Regions from separate parts of the Homo sapiens genome. Here regions 1 and 2 are each linked to region 3. The links are chromatin loops, found by intact Hi-C in ENCODE. Cell type or tissue: B cell. All regions are shown on one strand. Links, peaks and the distances in the headings refer to the core of each region. The heading gives the core; the rest is flanking DNA.

Region 1 (4,000 bases), core at 1-4,000, 59 kb after region 3:
CTCTGTTATTCTCCAGCATCAAATGTATCAACTCTAACCCCTTTGGGGGGAATACAAGGCCTGTCCTGGTTTGGTCCCAATTTAGCTTTATCATCCATATTCACCCCCACTGCTCTGCAGCTCCACTGAAGCACCCCCTCTTTCCTCTGAACCCACAATGTCACACTCAGGACTCTGCCTCAGCTGGGCACTCATCTATAGATGCCTAAATCCCGGGCAGTTATCCAGACACAACTAAAGTTCCATCCCTTCCATGAAGCCTTCCCCAACCCTCTGGTGGAAGGTCACTTCTTCCCCTCGTGGGATTCTGAGCTTTCATTTCTTTTTCTACTAGGAGTCCTAGCACTTTCGGCTAAATGCTACAATTACCTGTTCATACACTCTACCTGCCCCCACGAGATCAGGGGCATCTCAGAAACAAAGATCATTAAAACCAACTAAATCTATTTCTCATTATAAAATGAGGTATGCTGATTGATTGTGAAAGAATAAAATAACAAAGTATGGAAAAGAAAAAAAAGCATATAATCTGGCTGAGAAGGTAGAGACCCTTCCACACCACTGAAATTATGTATTGAAAAGAATAAGTAAAAAACTGCTTCAATTTGGCATGATTTATGTAAGTATAGTATAGGATCCTTAAAATGGTTCAAAGAAATGGGAAATCAAGACTTCATTTTGGCCAAAACCATTGAACAGAAACTTCAGCATATTTATCAATAATTTCTTTCAGATTAAACAACTGACAACAACCTATTTTTCAACCAGTGATGTTGGAAATGTTTTTTTAAAAATTAGTTTATAAATTTGTGGGCTGACCAAGAAGGTAATAAAGTCTAACTAAGTAAAATGAGAAAAATTCAGAAAAAGAAAAAAATAAGAAAATAAATCACCCAGGGACCTATCACACAAATATAAGAACTATTCATTCTTTAAGGCATGTATTTCCAAGCCTTTGTATTTTTTTCCATGCTTAGGGTTGGCAAGGAATATATATATATTTGTACAAATATATATGTGTATATGTACAAATACATGTATATATAGTACAAATATATATATATATTTGTACAATTCTTCAGACTTTGTAGAATTTGTATAATGTCGTATCTTGCTTTTTTTAACCACTGATGTTATAAGCATATTTATGCCACTTCATTCATTTTAGAGACTTAATAATAAATGATCTAGTGGATAATTTATCATTCCCTGATGGAGAAAAATTTAGCTTTGTTTATTTTAGAGTTATAAACGATGCTGGGTCAGGTATCTTTATGTTTGAAGATGGCTCCATATTTGGGTTGTTTCCACAGAACTCTTTCCTAGAAATGCTTTTTCTAGGTTAATGGCTACAGATATTTCTAGGCACCTGACATATTGACACCCACCTCTAAAGTATTTTTATGATCCACAACTAGCGTTTAACACAGCGCCCTAGTCACTACATGACTAATAAATAGACAAATGACTGAAACATGACCTCATGCTTTCTATTCCTCCAGCTTTCATTCAGTTCTTTGCCTCTGGGAGGAGGAAGGGTTGTGCAGCCCTCCACAGCATCAGCCCATCAACCCTATCCCTGTGGTTATAGCAGCTGAGGAAGCAGAATTGCAGCTCTGTGGGAAGGAATGGGGCTGGAGAGTTCATGCACAGACCAGTTCTTATGAGAAGGGACTGACTAAGAATAGCCTTGGGTTGACATATACCCCTCTTCACACTCACAGGAGAAACCATTTCCCTATGAAACTATAACAAGTCATGAGTTGAGAGCTGAGAGTTAGAGAATAGCTCAAAGATGCTATTCTTGGATATCCTGAGCCCCTGTGGTCACCAGGGACCCTGAGTTGTGCAACTTAGCATGACAGCATCACTACGCTTAAAAATTTCCCTCCTCACCCCCAGATTCCATTTCCCCATCCGCCAGGGCTGCCTATAAAGAGGAGAGCTGGTTTCAGACTTCAGAAGGACACGGGCAGCAGACAGTGGTCAGTCCTTTCTTGGCTCTGCTGACACTCGAGCCCACATTCCGTCACCTGCTCAGAATCATGCAGGTCTCCACTGCTGCCCTTGCTGTCCTCCTCTGCACCATGGCTCTCTGCAACCAGTTCTCTGCATCACGTGAGTCTGAGTTTCGTTGTGGGTATCACCACTCTCTGGCCATGGTTAGACCACATCAATCTTTTCTTGTGGCCTAAAAGCCCCCAAGAGAAAAGAGAACTTCTTAAAGGGCTGCCAAACATCTTGGTCTTTCTCTTTAAGACTTTTATTTTTATCTCTAGAAGGGGTCTTAGCCCCCTAGTCTCCAGGTATGAGAATCTAGGCAGGGGCAGGGGAGTTACAGTCCCTTTTACAGATAGAAAAACAGGGTTCGAAACGAATCAGTTAGCAAGAGGCAGAATCCAGGGCTGCTTACTTCCCAGTGGGGTATGTTGTTCACTCTCCAGCTCACTCTAGGTCTCCCAGGAGCTCTGTCCCTTGGATGTCTTATGAGAGATGTCCAAGGCTTCTCTTGGGTTGGGGTATGACTTCTTGAACCAGACAAAATTCCCTGAAGAGAACTGAGATAAGAGAACAGTCCGTTCAGGTATCTGGATCACACAGAGAAACAGAGAACCCACTATGAAGAGTCAAGGAGAAAGAAGGATACAGACAGAAACAAAGAGACATTTCTCAGCAAAAATGCCCAAATGCCTTCCAGTCACTTGGTCTGAGCAAGCCTGCCTTCCTCAACTGCTCGGGGATCAGAAGCTGCCTGGCCTTTTCTTCTGAGCTGTGACTCGGGCTCATTCTCTTCCTTTCTCCACAGTTGCTGCTGACACGCCGACCGCCTGCTGCTTCAGCTACACCTCCCGGCAGATTCCACAGAATTTCATAGCTGACTACTTTGAGACGAGCAGCCAGTGCTCCAAGCCCGGTGTCATGTAAGTGCCAGTCTTCCTGCTCACCTCTATGGAGGTAGGGAGGGTCAGGGTTGGGGCAGAGACAGGCCAGAAGGCTATCCTGGAAAGGCCCAGCCTTCAGGAGCCTATCGGGGATACAGGACGCAGGGCTCCGAGGTGTGACCTGACTTGGAGCTGGAGTGAGGCATGTGTTACAGAGTCAGGAAGGGCTGCCCCAGCCCAGAGGAAAGGGACAGGAAGAAGGAGGCAGCGGGACACTCTGAGGGCCACCCCTACTGAGTCACTGAGAGAAGCTCTCTAGACAGAGATAGGCAGGGGGCCCCTGAAAGAGGAGCAAGCCCTGAGCTGCCCAGGACAGAGAGCAGAATGGTGGGGCCATGGTGGGCCCAGGATTCCCCTGCTGGATTCCCCAGTGCTTAACTCTTCCTCCCTTCTCCACAGCTTCCTAACCAAGCGAAGCCGGCAGGTCTGTGCTGACCCCAGTGAGGAGTGGGTCCAGAAATATGTCAGCGACCTGGAGCTGAGTGCCTGAGGGGTCCAGAAGCTTCGAGGCCCAGCGACCTCGGTGGGCCCAGTGGGGAGGAGCAGGAGCCTGAGCCTTGGGAACATGCGTGTGACCTCCACAGCTACCTCTTCTATGGACTGGTTGTTGCCAAACAGCCACACTGTGGGACTCTTCTTAACTTAAATTTTAATTTATTTATACTATTTAGTTTTTGTAATTTATTTTCGATTTCACAGTGTGTTTGTGATTGTTTGCTCTGAGAGTTCCCCTGTCCCCTCCCCCTTCCCTCACACCGCGTCTGGTGACAACCGAGTGGCTGTCATCAGCCTGTGTAGGCAGTCATGGCACCAAAGCCACCAGACTGACAAATGTGTATCGGATGCTTTTGTTCAGGGCTGTGATCGGCCTGGGGAAATAATAAAGATGCTCTTTTAAAAGGTAAACCAGTATTGAGTTTGGTTTTGTTTTTCTGGCAAATCAAAATCACTGGTTAAGAGGAATCATAGGCAAAGATTAGGAAGAGGTGAAATGGAGGGAAATTGGGAGAGATGGGGAGGGCTACCACAGAGTTATCCACTTTACAACGGAGACACAG
Region 2 (5,749 bases), core at 1,750-5,749, 77 kb after region 3:
CCCAACATCTTTCACCTCTCTCTTCTGCTCACACCACTGGCAGCATACCCTGGGCCTTTGCTAGCCTGGAAGACACCATTGAGCATGTTACAAAAAAGCACCATGGAGCACACCTAGCCCTGTGTGAGTGCAAGACCTTACAGGTGATGGGCAGACTGGCTTTCAGCACCCTCTTGCCCACACATCCAGGGGCCTTTGTAGACAGCGGCCCTGAGACCACCCCATCAGCTACTGCTGTTAAGATCCTTGTAAGCTAAGCAGTGGATCTCCTATTGGTAGGATGAGCACTTTAAGACTCAAAGGGGTTACTATTAATAACTATGCTGGCACAACTGGCATAAACTGGGTCATTTCCCAGACAAAATGGGACATGTGATTCCCCCAACCTTTGCGGAGTGTCACTGGGAGGATGGCTCGAGCCCAGCTCCCTTCCACAGGATCACTCGGCCAATGGAAAGCTCATTCCATGTGGTGGGAGAGCAGCCTCCAGCAATCCTTTTCCCTGCTTTGGTTCCTATCTTCTGTTTTCTTCTCCCCTGCTCATTTTGGCTCAGGCAAATCATGAGGTTCACCATGTAAGCTGACATCCAACTGGAAAATGAGTTGCCTTGTTTGCAGGTACTTCCAGTTTGTACAAGTTACCCTCTGGAGACCCCTTCACTGGGCTTCAAGAGCAGTTAGAAGTAAAGACCTCTCCTTCACAAAGGTGGAACCCACTAGGCTGGCCACTTTCTTTCCTTTTCCTATGTCTACAATGCCCTGGAAGGATTGTCTGGCCCCAGTTGTTAGTGACTTAGTTTAGAATATAAAGTCTATAATGAAAACTTAGTCTCAGATTTGGGAACTAGCCATCATTTGTGGGGCAACAGGGTATATCCCGATCAAAATCTTTTTACAAAACCGGTAAAATAATTCAGGAAAGACCAGGCACAGTGGCTCACGCCTGTAATCCCAGCACTTTGGGAGGCCAAGGCGGGCAGATCACCTGAGATCAGGAGTTCGAGACCAGCCTGGCCAACATGGTGAAACCCCATCTCTACTAAAAATACAAAAATTAGCTGGGCGTGGTGGTGCGTGCCTGTAATCCCAGCTACTCAGGAGGCTGAGGCACAAGAATCACTTGAACCCAGGAGGCAGAGGTGGCAGTGAGCTGCGATCATGCCATTGCACTCCAGCCTGGGCGACAAGAACAAAAACTGTCTCAAAAAATAATAATAATAACAATAATAATTATTATTATACAGGAAAATACAGAATGGCAAAGGGGTATATTATTACTGCATTATTAATGTAAAAATTGAGTATAGTGTTGAATAAAGTGAGAAAATCCCTAAGACAACTGGCATATAACAGGAGAGTCTGAATTGAACCCCCAATTTGGGAAGAACATGCTTGATGTGATGTAATCACAGGCAGGGGATTGGTCATCTTCACATATAAAGACAGAATTAATATGAGAAAGTTACATACATTTGGTAGATACTAGTTGGGTTCCAAGGTCTTTCTCTCTTTCTTTCTCTTTTATCCTTACATGATTCTTCGGAAAAGCAACCCCTCTGGTAGTCTGTGTGGTTTTCAGCCCATCAACATTGCTTGTTATAGACATTGATCAGCTGAAACAAATCAGTAAATCCACTTCTCTGGCCACAAAGATGAATTAAGATACAGGTTGGCAAACTTGCTCTGTAAAGGACCAAATGGAAACTACTTCAGGTTTTGTGGGTCATACAGTGTCTTTCACAACTACTCAGCTCTGCTTTGTCGTATGAAAATATGATTCATTCCAGGTAAGGAGTCCTTGCTAGACTGTGGGCTGTAAACAATACAGAAACAAATAAACCCAACTGCATTCCAATAAAACTTTTTTATGGACACTAAAACTCCAATTTCATACAATTTTCATATTTCTCAAAATAATCTTCTTTTGGATGTTTTCAATGACTTAAAATGTAAAAACATCTTAGCTCGCAGGCCATACAAAAACAGGTAGTAGGTCAAATTGGGCCCAATGGCCATAGTTTGCTGGCCCCTGGGTTAAGAGATGGGCTCTTAATCCAAGCCAGCCAGACCAATAAAAGTGGAACTCAGGCTCTTGGCTCAAAATACGAGGATACAGACATTGTCTTCCCAATTTGCTCTGGAAGTTTCTGGAAGCTATTCTGCCAATAGAGTAACTAGGATGAATATAGTAACTTCTTTCTAGGATGAAGCTCTCAAATGCAGGGAGATCAGAAATTCAGAAAGACATGTATAGTCCATAGCGAAACAAGGACCACTGAATCAAGTTTTGCCTGAAACTAATTCTATTTCTTGAAGCTTCAGTTATGTGAACTAATAAGTTCCCTTTATCATTTAAGCCAGATTGAGTTATTTTTCTGACACTGTGACTTAAACCATCCCTAACTAACATAGACTGCAATGTTGTAAGTATGGGTCCCCAAACGTGGAACTGGCTGAAGGCAGTAGCTAAGGTCAAAGTCAGTGGGGATACCTCTAGTTACCAAAATTGCCGGTTACCCCCATGGCCTGTTATATATTCTAAGTCCATCTTCGAGCCAAAGTTTTATCAAAAACGAAAATTCAGGGTATTGGAGACTATTTCTTGCATCAGTCTTAGTAAGGCCCACTAAGAAAGAAATTAACTTACTTTGAAACTGATTCTTCTGATAGCAGAGAAGGGGAAAAAAAGTAGTTTTTTAAAGAAATGTACTTTCTGCTTGCTGCCTGAAAACCAAGCTAATTAAGAATCCTGTGATCTGGAGCTTGCAGGACTAGAAGAGCAGAATTTTCCAGTCCAAGCTAATGTTAATATAAGCAAAAATGAGGAGGTGAGAGATTAGGCAGGACAGGAAAGCAGGTCCCGAAGCAGCCAAATCCACCTCCTTCTCAGATCCCACATTGTAAATATTTATCTTGATGATAAAATGAATGTATTAGTCAGTTATCCAGAAAAACAGAAACAGTAGGCTATTTCTCTCTATAGATATAGATTGGATACCAATGTTGATATAGATATAAATACCGAGATATTTATTAGGGGAATTGGCTCCCACAATTACGGAAGCCAAGAAGTCCTGCCATCTGCAAGCTGGAGAACCAGGAAAGCCAGTGGTGTGATTTGGTCTGAAGGCCTGAGAACCAGGGCAGCCAAAGTTGTCAGTCCTGGTCCAAGTTCACAGACCTGAGAAGGGGTCAAGAAGGGTAGGTGATGGTACAAGTCCCTGTCTGAGTCTGAAGGCTCAAGAATCGGAAGCGTGGATGTCAGAGGGCAGGAGAAGATGGATGTCCCAGCTCAAACGCAGACAGCAAAGTCACCCTTCCTCAGCCTTTTTGTTCTATTTGGGACCTCAGTGAATTGGATGATGCCTGCCTGCATTGGTGAGGGCAGATCTTCTTTAGTCTTCTGATGCTAATCTCTTCTGGAACACCACACAGACACACTCAGAAATGATGTTTATCAGCTACCTGGGTATCCCTTAGCTTAGTCCAGTTGACGCGTAACATTAACCATCACAATGAACAGCTGTGCTCTTTGTGAAGGTGCAGCTGTATTCATCAGAGGCAGGGAGCTAAAGACGCTGACCTTCGCACTTGTTTCACCAGCAGGGGGCAATGTGGAGTCAATACAATGGGGGAGCCGGTGGGCGGCGGAAGGGATGACCACAGAGCTCCCAGTGCTGTGCTGGAAGAGACGTGTTAAAAACCCAGTTCTAGAAATAACTGTATCTGATAGATTTTCTGCTTATGATTAACCATCCAATGGAATGAACCAAAAATAACTAGATCAGATGCCTTCAAAAATTAGAACGGAGTTGCAGTGCCTCTGAAACCTTAATGCTGGTTAAAAACAGCCTGTGACCCCACACCAACAGTGGTTCTCAAACTTGGCTGTGCATTAACATCCCCTGGGGAGTTTTTAAATTACTGATGCCAGGCCCCCACATCAATCCAATTAAATTCATAACTTTGGAGGTGAGGACCTGGCATTAGAATTTTTAAAAGCTCTCCTAAGTGATTCTAATGTGAATTCAAGGTTGAGAAGCCGTGTTCCACACTTAAGCCAAAGCCCTGTTCTACACTTAAGCCAAAGCCCTGTTCTACACTTAAGCCAAAATCAACAGACATCTCCAACAGGAAACAGACACCTCTATAAGCAGTATTCCTTCTTCAGAGGGTTGCCAGATACAATTTAGGATACCCTGTTAAATTCGAGTTTCAGAAAAAGAACAAATCATTTTTGGTACAAGTAGGTCCCAAATATTGCATGGGATATACTTACACTAAAATAGTATCCATTCTGTATTTTTATTTGCTAACTCTGGCCACCCAGCCCCAAGCCTCATCTCGTATAGTCATGGAAAACATCCTCCCCAAAAGCAGAGTGGAGAACAAAGATAACATTACCAAGGCTTTCAGCAACTTCCAGGTAAGGAGTCCTTGCTAGACTATGGGCAGTATTTGCTAGACTTTTACTAATATAAGTACTTAGCCCAAAACCCAGCACTTGGTAAGACCTCAACAGATGTTAGCCATCATTCTGAGGAAAGCTTCATTTATGAAAATGAGCTTGTGTGCGTAAATATGCATTGCAGCGTCATCTTGATATTCATTTAAGTAGAAAATTTTTCTATCACATTTCAGTTACAATATGGTTTATAAACTAATGGTGTCTGTTTCAACTTTTCAGGAAAGTATCTCCAGGGAAATGTCTGGTATGACTGTAGAAGTACTTGGTCCCTATCTTGCTGTTTCTGCCCCTTTTCATATTTCCCTACTCCTCCCCCAGAATTCCTCTCAGTCTGTGATTCCGATTAGTGAAACAAAATCAACAGAGTCGTCACAGTGAGAATGCTGGTTTACCTTTTATATAATAAGTACTGCCAATATATTAAAAGGTGGTGCTGAGCAAAACCATTCAATAAAGATTTGTCATTTGATACATATGGCACAATGTCTGCTGAGAAAGCTAATCACACTGATTGATCCATGCATTGAATGTACGAAGAGTTGAAGGGAAAGGGGAAAGGATGATAAAGACAATGTCATGAGATGTCAGAGAAAATACTAATTTCATAATGCAGCTCAACAATAGAAATCAATTTCAAAATGAAATATGATGCATAAACTAAGATTAAAGTTAGTTAATGTGGCTGGGCATAGCAGATGGGACTCTTAGAAGAGGTAGCCTCCAGGGTGGCAGGGCCATTGCCCTGGCTCAGGCTCCTGTTCCCTCCTGGGCCCACCAAGTTCACTGGGCCCTCGCAGCTTCCAGGCCCCTCAGGCATTCAGCTTCAGGTCGCTGATGTATTTCTGGACCCACTTCTTATTGGGGTCAGCACAGATCTGCCGGCCTCTCTTGGTTAGGAGGCTGTGGAGAAGGGAGGAAGAGTTAAGAACTGACGAATTCATCAGGGGAATCCTGTGGCCCCTGCGTCCTTCTCTGTCCCAGGCATCTCAGGGCCTGTCCTCGTGCCCGTAAAATTTCCCCTTAACTTCGGGGTTCACAGGCCTTCCCCAAATGTCTCAGATGGGGTTCCTCAGGAAGCAAACTTCCTGTTGTCATGTCTGCTCTCTTCCCTCTGCCCAGGGGCAGGCCCTTCAGGACTCTGCAGGCCCCAGGCCAGGTCACAAAACACTGCAGGGGCCTCCCCTGGAGTCCTTTACCTTGATGGGCCTTAGAGAGCTGAGTACTCTGAGGGGACCTCACCCCAAACCTCCCATCCTCCCTCCCGAGGGGTGGGCAGGAGCA
Region 3 (5,905 bases), core at 769-4,768:
AACTTAGCAATGAAATGCCTTAAAACCTAAAACAAAAAGTTATAAAAATACATTCATGGTCATGGAAAAATATACATTAGGTAAAAAAATAAAGGGAGATTATTAATGTATGTAAAATGTAATGTAGTAGCTAGTTTGCATACACACTTACAAAATAAAAGTTCTGTAAGGATATGCACCAGCCGGTTTACTGTGGCTAACTCTTCTAGGTTCTAGCAGCCCTGACAGGTTTCTGTTGCATTTCCCAGCGACCATGACCCCTAATCCCCTAAGCCCCTAAGCCTCCCTCTTTTCTGCTCACACAGAACTGATGAGAGGAGAGACTCAGCTCAAAAGTGTTGAGTGAATGAAATCGTTTCTTAAAATATTGGGTTTATAGTTTCCTTTTAAAAAAATGAAACAAATGATTTAATTTTTAAGATTTTTTTCTGGAAAAATAAAAAATCTTATTTTAAAACATATAATGTTAATGTTAATATTTTCCCCCTTAAAATCTCATTTGATACTCCCATCAAATAAGATTTATTCTTTAGGATTTGAGTAATTCTGGGAATAAAGCCTTAATAAATCAGGAAGGACAACATAGTCATCAAGTGCCTGGGTGCTGCAGACCCTGGTTTCCAAACCAGCTATTTTCTGTCTAACTTCTGCCAAGTTACTTTGTCTCTCTGAGCCACAGTCTTCTTATGTATAAAACAGAATCATTAAAGTTCTCATCTCAGGATGTCATGAGGAGTCAAGCTCTGGGAGCAGTACCTAGCACAGCACAAGCATGACATAAGTATTTGCTAAGTGAATGAATAAAAATTTGATGATCTTTTATTATGCTGCCTGATTTGGTAGTATGTGTTAGTAAATGTTTGTAACTAATTTTATCATCTCACTCTTAGGAATTTTAAAAAATCACTTCTAGAGGTGTACAAAAATACTTGCATATGATCCAGTTCATTTCAGCATTATATGCAAGGACAAAAAATTGCAAACCATTAAAATGTTCACTAAAGGAATGTTGGTTAAATAGATTATAGTAAATTCATTTAATGGAGTATGACATAGTCCTTTAAAAGGATAAAGTAGGTAGATTTGTAGGTTGATAGAAGTATCTATTCACAATTATTGTTAAATGAAAAAATATGTTATAAAAGGTTAGGTATAATATACTTTATATAGCATTAACCTAGTATCTGTGAATATTTTCAAATACAGTCCACGGTGGATATTTCTCTCATGCTACACAGACAGATGAGGGTCAGGATCTTGGCTCTGCCCCTTATTATCTGTAGAACTCTGGGAAATTCATTGAGCCCCTCGGAGCCTGTTTCCACGTGTATAAAATGGTGATAATAACAATTATTCTGCAGAGTTGTTTTAGGTTTTCTTTTCTTGTCTTTTCTTGTTTTGCTTTGCTTTGTTTTGAGATGGAGTGTAGCTCTGTTGCCCAGGCTGGAGTGCAGTGGTGTGATCTCAGCTCACTGCAGCCTCTGCCTCCTGAGTTGAAGCGATTATCATTCCTCAGCCTCCCGGGTAGCTGGGATTACAGGCATATGCCACCACACCCAGCTAATTTTTGTATTTTTGGTAGAGATAGAGTTTCACCATGTTGGCCAGCCTGGGCTTGAACTCCTGGGCTCAACTGGTCCACCCACCTTAGCCTCCCAAAATGCTGGGATTACAGGCATGAGCCACCATGCCTGGCCCTGTTTCAGGTTTAAATGCCATAACCTCCATGAAAATCCCTAGCAAGCAGCAGGTACTCAGGGTGGTGTTTGTTCCCACAGTGACTGTATGTATCTGGGGGACAACACGGGTAATGCATGAGATTCACAAGTCCATATGTAACCCACACATTGTCTGTAAAATTAATAAGTGATGTTTTATTCTTTTCAAATATAAGTAGAGACTGCTGTAAATAACACAAACTCCTATTTAGTGGCATTACTGAATCCATTAGGCATGTATGCAGATACTTTATTACTACAAATTTAGCTATCCTATGAGTAATTTAACATTTCTGATGTTTTAAAAGGGCCCTCATGAGGCAATTTGAAAATATGTATCTAAAGCCTTAATATTAGGCAGGGCCCTGGGCTTTGAATAAAGACTCGTTTTGAGGTCCACAGAGAGGAGACACAAGGCCACAAGATGGTCCCATGGCTAGCAAGTGGCAGAGTCCAGATCCAAAGGATGTCTGTCTGACTCCAGACCTCAGGATCTTAACCCCCACACGATGCTAATGTTCCTTACTGACCAAGGGAGGTTCAGAGAAGGTACATACCTAGTGCCAACTTCACACTACCATTTATCGAGCACTTGCTATGTACTCAATAAATAAGCACTAAGAGCTAGGTGATTGTACAACCTTATTCAAGTCTCAGAACAACCCTACAAGTAGAAACTATTGTCTCCATTTTAGAATGAAAGAGGCTCTGGGAGTTTGATTCACTTGCACAAAGCCACAGAACTAGGAAAAGGAGGGTGCAGGGTTTGAATCGAGTCTATCTGACTTCAGCCCCCCTCACAATGCTATACTGCTGCCAGTCTCGGTGGGGCTTGGACTATGATGACGGCCCCAGAAATGGCTGTCGCTGTCGGATGCCCCCATGATCTCATGTCTCACCCAGCTCCTGCTTAGAAGGCGAGAGAGTGGTTGTGGAGGAAGTCCAGCCAGCCAGCCAAAGATGGGAAACCCCACTGGGACAGAATTTGTTTTCTCCAGTTCGGACTTGGCAGAGAGCAGGAACGCATGGGTCTGAGGTGGAAGAAACGGTCCTGTGGATGAGTCAGCAGCTGCCACAGCAGAAAGCATTTGTGGCCGCTCTGTGCAAAGACGCTGGGTATTTCTTTTGCTGTTATCTTATAGTTTGAGTGGTTTGGAGGAAAAGGCAGAAGCATGTGGACAGCAGCTCCTCATGATTACTTCATTCGGGGAGGCAGCATGCTGTGCTGAAAAGTGTTCTGGCTTTGGTGGCAAAGAGATCAGCTTTGCCATTTACCAACTGCTTGATGTGGGACACATTTCATCTCTCAAAGACCCAGTTTCCATGCATTTGAAATAAGGATACAATATTTACTTCAGAAAGCTGTTATGAAGAGTAAATGCAGATGTGAAATTTACAGATATTTCCACCTCATCTGCTCCAGCCAGTACTGCAGTGGGAAGGTCATGCACTGCACAGTGATTGCCAGTAGATGGCGCAATGGGCCTGCCGCCATCCCAGGCTTTGTTTCTGAACCCAGCGGGAGAGGGAGATGACAGAAATCTTTATTGCAAACTGGGGGACACCATTAGCTACAGTGGCCTCCTGGGATCACCATTTGCAATATAAGCCCAGTGACTTAAAGGAGAGAGTGGAGAGGAATCATGGTAAGGTAAGCAAAAGAAAAAGACATTTTGTTTATTTCTCAGTTTCCTCATCTGTAAAATGTGGGTGCTATAAATCCACACATCATAAAAAGCTCTCAAGATTAAAAAAAAATGTATTTGAAAAGATCTGAAACAAAGCGGGTGCTAAATATGTGTTTCATTCATCCTTTTCCCACTCTGGGGGATTCCAACTTATTACAAAAGATTGCTGAAACATTCCTCCAAACAAGTAAATATTTCACAAACGTAACTGAGGTTTTTTTTTTTTTTTAATGTATGTGACTTAAAATTGTAAACTCAGATGAAATTACACCTACTGTCAAATAGTGAAAAATTAAACTATAGCCAGTATTTTGAGGTTGATCAAAACTTTTTGGCATAAAAAAATGTACCCTCGTAACAGCAATTTGGCAATGTATTTTTGGAGTTTAAAAAGCGTGCATGCTGGCCAGGCACAGTGGCATGTGTCTGCAATCCCAGCTACTTAGGAGGCTGAGGTGGGAGGATAGCTTCAGCCCAGGAATTTGAGACCAGCCTAGGCAACAGGGATTCCTAATTTTTTAGGGATCTCTAAAAAATTAAATAAAATTAAAATGTAAAAAATGCATGCATTTTCACCTAGAAACACTTCAAAGAATATTTCCTGATGAAACAATCAACTGTGCATGGAAAGATTTCATTCTAAGGAATCTTTTGAAGTCTAAATATCTATTGGTCAAGAATTAGTAAATAAAATATGGTATATCTACATGGTGAGAATGATGTGAAACCTTGGGGGGAAAATGAAATTGTAGAAATACATCCACTGACAGGGAAAGCTGTTTACTGTATATTGGTGAGTGAAAAAAAAAAGAAGAGGTCCAAAATTATGTAGAGTGTGATGCCTTGATTATTTTGCACACACACCCCATGGATCAAAGTATGAAAGGACGTGACAAAACATGTAACTATATTTATCTGCTGGTAATGAGATTATGAGCAAGTTTTACCATCTCTTTGTTCTATATATCTGACTTCACTATAATGAATATCTATTCCTTGGGAAATATGAAATGATTTTTCTTTTCAGGATTCTCATACTTGAAAATGTGGGGGTAATGGGTCTTAGGATCAGCCCTTCCCTCAGGAAGGGTGAGAGCAGAAGGAGCCCTCAGGCCTTTGGGGACATTTCTGTCACATTTGTGGGTGACCGCACTACTGTGAAAATCCAGGTATCACCAAATCTTTAATCAGTCTCGGTCAGGCCAGGTGGGGAGAGTCAGGACTCACCTGCTTGGGGATGAGGTTTTGGGGAGGGGGAACAAAGATGTGCCAGCAGCCCTTCCTGATGCAACATTTTCCTTCCTTGTAGTCCCCGTCTTTTCTGCATTGGTGCACACAGATGCCTGACCAGAGGAGAGACCCAATTAACAGCTTTCAAGTATTACATATAGAAAATAACATTTTCAAATGCCCTTTAAGATATCGTCAAAACCATCAATTACCTAGAGATAAATCTAACAAATCTTGTGCAGAAAATTACACGATATTACAAACAAAAATTTGTAGGTACCTTAATAAATGGAGGGATGTGCCGTGTTTGTGGATTAGAAGATTCATTATTATAAAGCTGTCAGTTTTCCCCAAATTCAACAATAAATTTAATACAATCTCAGTCAAAATCTTAGAAGGATTTTTCATGAAAATTGATAAACTGATTCTAAAACTTATATGAAAATTCCAAAAGGCAAGAATAATCAAGACAGTCTTAAACAAAGTTGAGGGACTTAAGCTACCATTTATCAGGATTTATTATAATGTGGCAGTAAATGGAACAGCAGTGCAAGATACCAAATAGATCAGTGTAACAAAAACACACCATCTCATAATTTATGACAAAGGAGCCGCTGTAGTTCAAAGAGGGAAAGAATGCTTTTTCAGTAAAGGTAGCTGGCTTGATTGGCTTATTCATGTAAACAAAAAGGAACCTTGACTCCTACCCCACACCACACACAGAAATCTCTTCCAAATGGATCATGGACTTAATGTGAAAGAAGAAACAATAAAGCTTTTAGAAGATATTGTAGAAATAGTTTCATGATCTTGGGATAGGCAAAGATTTCTTCTTCTTCTTGTTTTTTTTTTTTTTTTTTTTTTTTTTTTTTTTGAGACAGAGTTTTGCCCTTGTCACCTAGGCTGGAGAAAATGAGCTGGGTTGGCCTTATTCTCCTTTTTTCGTATGAATGTATGGGGTACAAGTGTAATTTAGTTACATGCATAGATTGTGTAGTGGTGAAGTCAGGGTACCTGGATAATGTACATTGTACCCATTAAGTAATTCCTCATCATCTACCTTGTCCTACCCTACCCTCCACCACTGTCCCAAGTCTCTACTGTCTATCATTCCACATGCTATGTCCATTGCATGTTTGTGTTCCCCCCAAATTCATATGTTGAAACCAAATCACCAATGTGATTGTATTAGGAGATGATGGAGGGGTTGTGGAGGTGAATAGATCATGATAATGCAGCCCTTATGAATGGAATTAGTGTCCTTATAAA

Evidence for each region. Peaks named below come from ENCODE experiments on the same cell type or tissue, not always from the same donor. Only the 100,000 strongest peaks of a DNase experiment are listed, where the experiment ranks them.
Region 1: it touches region 3 in a loop (5-fold over the local background); 4 of 110 quality-filtered maps call a loop at or near these places.
Region 2: it touches region 3 in a loop (9-fold over the local background); 20 of 110 quality-filtered maps call a loop at or near these places.

The regions. Positions count from the first base shown.
Region 1 is chr17:36,088,104-36,092,103 of GRCh38, reverse strand. CCL3 (C-C motif chemokine ligand 3) reads left to right here and starts at 1,961. Exons shown (of 3, transcript NM_002983.3): 1 at 1,961-2,118; 2 at 2,807-2,921; 3 at 3,342-3,848. The coding sequence starts at 2,046. The coding sequence ends at 3,432. It overlaps CCL3-AS1 (CCL3 antisense RNA 1), which reads right to left. Exons shown (of 3, transcript NR_186417.1): 3 at 2,242-2,558. In B cell, for the core only: no CTCF peak of the experiment used is centred there; a DNase peak (open chromatin) is centred at 1,913; H3K4me3 peaks cover 1,605 bases; H3K27ac peaks cover 2,671 bases.
Region 2 is chr17:36,070,570-36,076,318 of GRCh38, reverse strand. It overlaps CCL18 (C-C motif chemokine ligand 18), which reads right to left. Exons shown (of 3, transcript NM_002988.4): 3 at 4,287-5,368. The coding sequence ends at 5,278. It overlaps CCL3-AS1 (CCL3 antisense RNA 1), which reads right to left and starts at 1,706. Exons shown (of 3, transcript NR_186417.1): 1 at 1,471-1,706. In B cell, for the core only: CTCF peaks have their summits at 3,417 and 3,617 (motif pointing right); a DNase peak (open chromatin) is centred at 3,608.
Region 3 is chr17:36,146,424-36,152,328 of GRCh38, reverse strand. It overlaps LOC101927369 (a long non-coding RNA gene), which reads left to right and starts at 3,285. Exons shown (of 3, transcript XR_243796.5): 1 at 3,285-3,369. In B cell, for the core only: CTCF peaks have their summits at 2,986 and 3,187 (motif pointing right); a DNase peak (open chromatin) is centred at 3,198.